Regions from separate parts of the Homo sapiens genome. Here region 2 is linked to region 1. A link is a loop called in an ENCODE intact Hi-C map of the cell type or tissue named here. Cell type or tissue: heart right ventricle. All regions are shown on one strand. Links, peaks and the distances in the headings refer to the core of each region. The heading gives the core; the rest is flanking DNA.

What was found. A loop is a pair of places that touch in the nucleus more often than their neighbours do. Peaks named below come from ENCODE experiments on the same cell type or tissue, not always from the same donor. Only the 100,000 strongest peaks of a DNase experiment are listed, where the experiment ranks them.
Region 2: it touches region 1 in a loop (7-fold over the local background); 4 of 110 quality-filtered maps call a loop at or near these places.

Annotation. Positions count from the first base shown.
Region 1 is chr5:73,085,737-73,088,644 of GRCh38, forward strand. FCHO2 (FCH and mu domain containing endocytic adaptor 2) reads left to right here. Exons shown (of 26, transcript NM_138782.3): 25 at 1,853-2,017; 26 at 2,332-2,908. The coding sequence ends at 2,354. Among named protein-coding and RNA genes, the nearest start is that of TMEM171, 33 kb to the right of the region's middle. In heart right ventricle, for the core only: no CTCF peak of the experiment used is centred there; no DNase peak of the experiment used is centred there.
Region 2 is chr5:73,435,887-73,438,794 of GRCh38, forward strand. No RefSeq gene overlaps it. Among named protein-coding and RNA genes, the nearest start is that of FOXD1, 11 kb to the right of the region's middle. RefSeq lists an enhancer at 1-639. In heart right ventricle, for the core only: no CTCF peak of the experiment used is centred there; no DNase peak of the experiment used is centred there; H3K4me3 peaks cover 1,159 bases; H3K27me3 peaks cover 2,500 bases.

The DNA of each region.
Region 1 (2,908 bases), core at 307-2,806:
TGTATTCCAGCTTGGGCCTTAGAGGGAGACTCTGTCTCAAAAAATAAATAAATAAATAAATAAATAAATAAATAAATAAATAAATAAATAAGAATGCTGTAAAATAGGCTGGGCACGGTGGCTCACACCTGAAATCCCAGCACTTTGGGAGGCTGAGGCGGGTGGATCATGAGGTCAGGAATTCAAGACCAGCCTGGCCAATATGGTGAAACCCTGTCTCTACTAAAAATACAGAATTAGCCAGGCATGGTGGTGTGCGCCTGTAATCCCAGATACTCAGGAGGCTGAGGCAGGAGAATCGCTTGAACCCAGGAGGCGGAGGTTGCAGTGAGCCAAGATCGTGCCACTGCACTCCAGCCTAGGCAACAGAGTGAGAGACTCTGTCTCAAAAAAAAAAAACACAAAAAATTCTGTAAAATAGAAATCTGTTTTCTGTTGCTGACTGTGTACTCAGAAGAGGGACAGGAAATATTTCTAAGGTGATTGTCAAGGTTGTTGCTCTTGGTCTATGGTAGAACTTTTGCACAACCAAATTGGTTATCAAGAATTGTAAAAGTTTGAGGGCCTGGATAGTAATTAAGAATAAGGCAGCAGTTCATCTCCACTACTGATCTATGCCTCCAGGCATAATAATACAAGTTGGATCAATGTTGTGACATCCTATTCTCCATTTCTCTGTGTAGTGTTAAGCTTCTGTGCAGGGGATCACAGGATCTTACTGCTAGTACCTAGCATTTCTGTCCATTTGCTCTATCCAGAAACCTGGGAACCCTCCTAGACTCCTCCTTTCTCATTTCTTGATTCCAACTCCTAAATATCTTTCAAATAACTTTCTTAATATCTTTCCTTTTTATTAGCCCTAGTTCAGATCCCCCTTTCCTATCATCTAGAGTCCTAAACTGTTTTGACTTGCAGTTGGTCTCCCAACCTTGCATCTTGTGCTTCTCTTCCCTTTTGAGACACTAATCTGAAATGTTCTTGTCTTCCTTATCTTTGGTGACTTCCCATGGTTACATCATGAATTTCTTACCATGGCCTGGCCCATGCTACCACTCTAGTCTCATCTGCCACTCCCCTCTACCTGTATCCTGTTCTCCTGCTAATCTGATATAGATGCTATTTCGTTAAATGCATCATGCTCTGTCTCTGTATCTTTGGTAACTTCTGCCTAAAATACACACCATCATCCCCACCACCATTTATAATTTTCAGCTGAGATAGGTGCTTTTGTGCCTGTAGCTCCTCAGAGCTCCTTTACAGCATTTATAATATTCATTATAATTATTGGTTTACTGTTCCTGCCATTCCATTAGACTGAAGTATACTGAATAAATGGTGATGATACTAGAAACAAAACACCTCAGAAATACCTACTTGGCATTATGTTAGACCAGTAAAACTTTAAAAAGAAAAGTGAATAGAAAATAGCAATGTTATACAACTCTTCCCAACCGTAGTTACCTTTCCATCTTTACTTCTTCTACTACTCAGTAGTCATTTCTTTTTTAACTTTATGCCACCTATATCCCTCCTAGGGTTTTTCTCTGGGCTGTCCTCAGTTACTTCCTTCTTCTCTTTTGACTCGCCTCAACATGCATATAGCATAGGAGTCCAGTAGTTAACATCTCTGAAGATTAGTATTGAGTCAAAGAAAAGCATGGGTTATTTACTTAATGAAAATTGATATTCACTAAAAAATATGAGATTTGGAAACAGGATAATAGTTTGTTTACTGTGCACATCTAATGAATGTAGCACAGGACTGATGTAGTTTAGCTTACTTGCTCATTTGATTCTATTTTGTTTGAAATGTATTTTACCCTGTGTAAGTGCTTTATTCTTTTCTTTGTAGGTTCTGGGTCCCTCCGAGCAAAATTTGATCTTTCAGAAGGACCTAGTAAACCCACGACACTTGCAGTACAATTCCTCAGCGAGGGAAGTACCCTTTCAGGAGTAGATTTCGAACTTGTGGGCACTGGCTATAGGCTTTCCTTAATAAAGAAGCGGTTTGCTACTGGTAAGTTAGGAGATTTCAAACTTTTTAATGTACATGGGAAACATTTGTATTCTAACAGTTATTAAAAAACTGTCAAGCAATTTATAATCTAAAGACATGGAAATTTTTTCTTTAACCCTTGGTACAAGGTGCCAGGTAGAGACACACCTGGGAGAGAGTTCTTACGGTCAGTATAGCTGAACACCTGTTATCTGATTCTAATGTACTGTAAATAGCAGATGGGAACTAGAGTTTTGTATTGGTAACCACAGTGGAAAATGTCCTTAGAGTGCATTTGAAATTGTAATTGCAAAGGTCTGCTTGGCGTTTTTCAGGACGATACCTGGCGGATTGTTGATGGACCTGGGAAAGTGATGTGGCTTCAGGGATTACAAACCTGCCATTCTGCATTATCTGTTCTTTCCAAACACTATTTTAACTTGTATGATGTCTTTCAAACTTAGACATATTTGAGAGCTGACTACAAACATTAAATCGCACTTTTAAAGTGAGTCATTGAAATAAATAGTACTGAAATGATTCTCTATGTTGTAAATGATCAACTACAATATTCAGGAAGCACATTTATTCAGATTCTCAGTAAAAATGAAGTTTTTGTAGGATTAATTTTTAAATTATTTCCAGTGTCTATGTTGAAAAAAAGGGTTATAGTGTAATATCAGGCCTAAAGTTTCAGAAGAGCAAGCACAAAGTAATTTAGCTTTCCATACATTTTTAGAGTCAGAGATAACTTTGAAATTTCATAAGTTTGATATTCAGTGGATACAAATAGAACATGAATTCTAAGTTTTGGGTAATGTTAACTCAGAACACTTAATCAAATTGAGCTATGTGCCATAAGGTAATCAGACCAGAGTCCAAGTTGTATGCAAAAAATCTATAATTTGATTC
Region 2 (2,908 bases), core at 174-2,673, 350 kb after region 1:
GGGAGGAGCTGGTAAGTATGTGAGAAATACGGAAGACAGATGGAGAGGAAAATGTGTAGCCTACCGAATGCAAAAGGATGCTTTCCAAGACAGAAGGAGGGAACTAGGCGCCTTTTTTCCACTCCGCTGACCCCAACGTCTGGGCTGTGCGTTGTAACGCAGTTGGCGGGGCCTTCAGCTTGGGATGAGGGCGAAGGGGCTCGGGATGGGTGGGAAAGCAAGGACCGGGCAACAGGTGGGGAGGTGGCGGACTTTTGTCTCGGGGAAGGAAATCGGCTGTGCTGAAAGGGCGGAAAGCAGTAGCGCACAGAACTAGTGTCTGCGGGGTCCCGGGCGCTCTCGCCTTCGCCCTGGGCTCCTCTAATTAGAGAGGGGATGCAGGGTGGCATTAGTTCCCAAACGTTTTAATCGAGCCTCTTTTCAATGGCCAGGGATAAATGTAGCCACTGTTACTCTGTGCTGAATGGGTCGCAAAGGCCCCCGCCCGGCCCCCAGCGAGGCCATTCAGGCGTCTTTTCACAACCCCTAAGCGGTTCAGTCCCCGGGCCTAGCGACACTCCAGAGCGCTCCTAATTAGTCTAATTAGAAAGGTGGATTGATAGATGGAAAGAAGACAGAGTTGGGTTAGGAAGATGCTCAATGCTGCCAATCTCGGCTGGGTTGCCGCTTATTCTCTGCGTAAAGAAAAGGCCGCAAAGAAGGAAGTTGGAGCCGAAGCCCGCGCTGGGGCTGGGCTCTGGCCGGATCGCAGGCTGGGCGGTCTTTGACCCCCCGCGCCTCCCGCCCACAGCCGGAGCCCGGCAGCTGGAAGCACCCGCTACCCCGGGGAGCGTCTCCAGGCCGCGGTCTCCGGCCTTCGCCGAGCGAGGCGGGCGGGAAGGTAGGGCCGCGGTGGAGCGGGCACGGCCTCCCGCCCCAGCCCGGAGCCTCTCCGCCCCGCCGGGCCCCGCGGCCGCCCCTTCCTCACCCGGAAAATCGTGGGGAGGCGCGGCGTAGCGGCCGGACCCCTGGCCTCCGCGTCGGGCTGCGCCACGTGGCAGCTCCCAGCGCCCTCCCGTCCCGGCCTCGCATGCTGTCGGGGGAGCGCCTCGTCCCACTCAGGCCGAAACCCCAGGAAGGAAATCACTCTGGGCTGGGGACGCGGCCTTTCTGCTCGCGGCTGTTGGGTGATGTGCCCGAGGTTTCTCTGCCCTTCTCCGGGCGCAGGCCGTTCATTCGCGCCGCCGCTCCTGAGGGTCGCTGGGCGCAGAACCGCCTCGGCCGCGGCCCGGCCTTAGGCGCGGCCTCGCGCATTCCTGCGCTCGCCACAGCCGGCGGGAGGCGGGGAAGGGAGCAGCCCGGGTGGCTTGGAGAACACTGAACCTTTAATTGGGCTATAAATCAGACAGGGGAGTGCGGTGGAGTTTATGCAGGTGTAAAAACAGAGGGGAAAGCCCGGGCCGAGCAGCCAAAGCGCCCGGGCAGGTCAGAACCTCCAGCAAACTAACATCTTGATAAGTCCGCTGACAACAAAATAAACAGTGGAGAAGGCTGGAGGGCGGGGGGCGCCGTGGCCCGCGGCTGGTTCGCAGCAGCTCGGCGGCCTTCTGCGAGGGGAAGGCGGGCCGCTCTCGGCTTTGTGCTTGGGGCTTTAGGAGGGGGGCGGTTGGAGGAGAGAGAGAAGCCGAATTATCTCCCTTTCCGCGTCTCATTCCCGTGGATGGAGGGCCCCGGGAGCGTTTGACGATGGCAGTTTGGGGCGTGCGCGCTGCCTCGTCGGCCCCTACGACGTCAGGCGCCGGAGCTGCCGGGGCCCCGGGCGAGCGGGCAGCGGCCCCCGCGTCCCTCCCGGACACAGCGCCACCGAGAGGCCGAGCCTCCCGCTCCTGTTGCCATTTCAAGGGCTGACGCCTGGAAAACACCGCCAGGCCCCTGGCCGAAGGAGGTAACTAACCGAGTCGAAACGGCGATCAGAAATTAATTCAGTGCCCTGCTCAGGAGCAAAACCGTCAAAACCCCATCGAGATGTTGGCGCAAGCGGATTCACACACAAAGGAAAACAATAAAAGTCTCGTTAGATCATTTTTCTGGACATTGTTTAAGGTCTGAAAGGGACCAAATCGTTTCAAAATGTTGCCAGTAAAAATTATCCTATGTGGAATGCAACTAATCCTTTTAGGTTCCTGTCAACTGTTTCCACAAAAGGAATCCGATTTTTCAAATCAAAGATCCAAAAGTCTTTGGGGAGAGATTTATTACATGCCAGAGCTTTAGTTACAGAATAGAGTTACAGTAACAACCCGCGCCCACCAACTCCCTAAAATAAGGGATCCTATCCTACATAACTCTAAAGACCTGTGGGATATAGTTTGCTGGAGTCCTGCTATCTATGCAGATAGGGAGGGAGGCCAGGAAGGGGGGAGGAAGGCAAAGAAATAGTAAATTCCTTAAATAGAAAAACAGAGCACAGAATGCCTCAACATTTTATTTTTCTCCTCTGTACTCCCAGTTACTTCTGGAGACAAAAAAAAAAAAAACAAAAAACGCCAAGACCCAAACTTGGTGATTTGGAAGCAGTTCCTTAGCAATGACAACTTAAAGGTGAAATAAATGCAGAAAAACTCTTGGGTGCTTATGCACCACCCCCCGTGGTCCAAAACCTGGATTTGCTGTCTGCCTTTTGAAGATGCGACTACAACTTCAGCAAGTGGGAAAGTGTTTATTTAAAAGTTTAGCAAGGAAAATATACCTGGTTTAATTTTAATTTTTTTATTTGTAATAAAATGTTTAAGCCTGCAAAAAGAAAAAAAGTGCCCTAGGGTTTTTGTTGTTTTTGTTTTACTGGGTCTCTGTATTTAACTCTCCACAAACCCATGTGAGCCTAAACTCATTCGGAATAGGTGACTGTCTCTGTTCACAATGATATCTG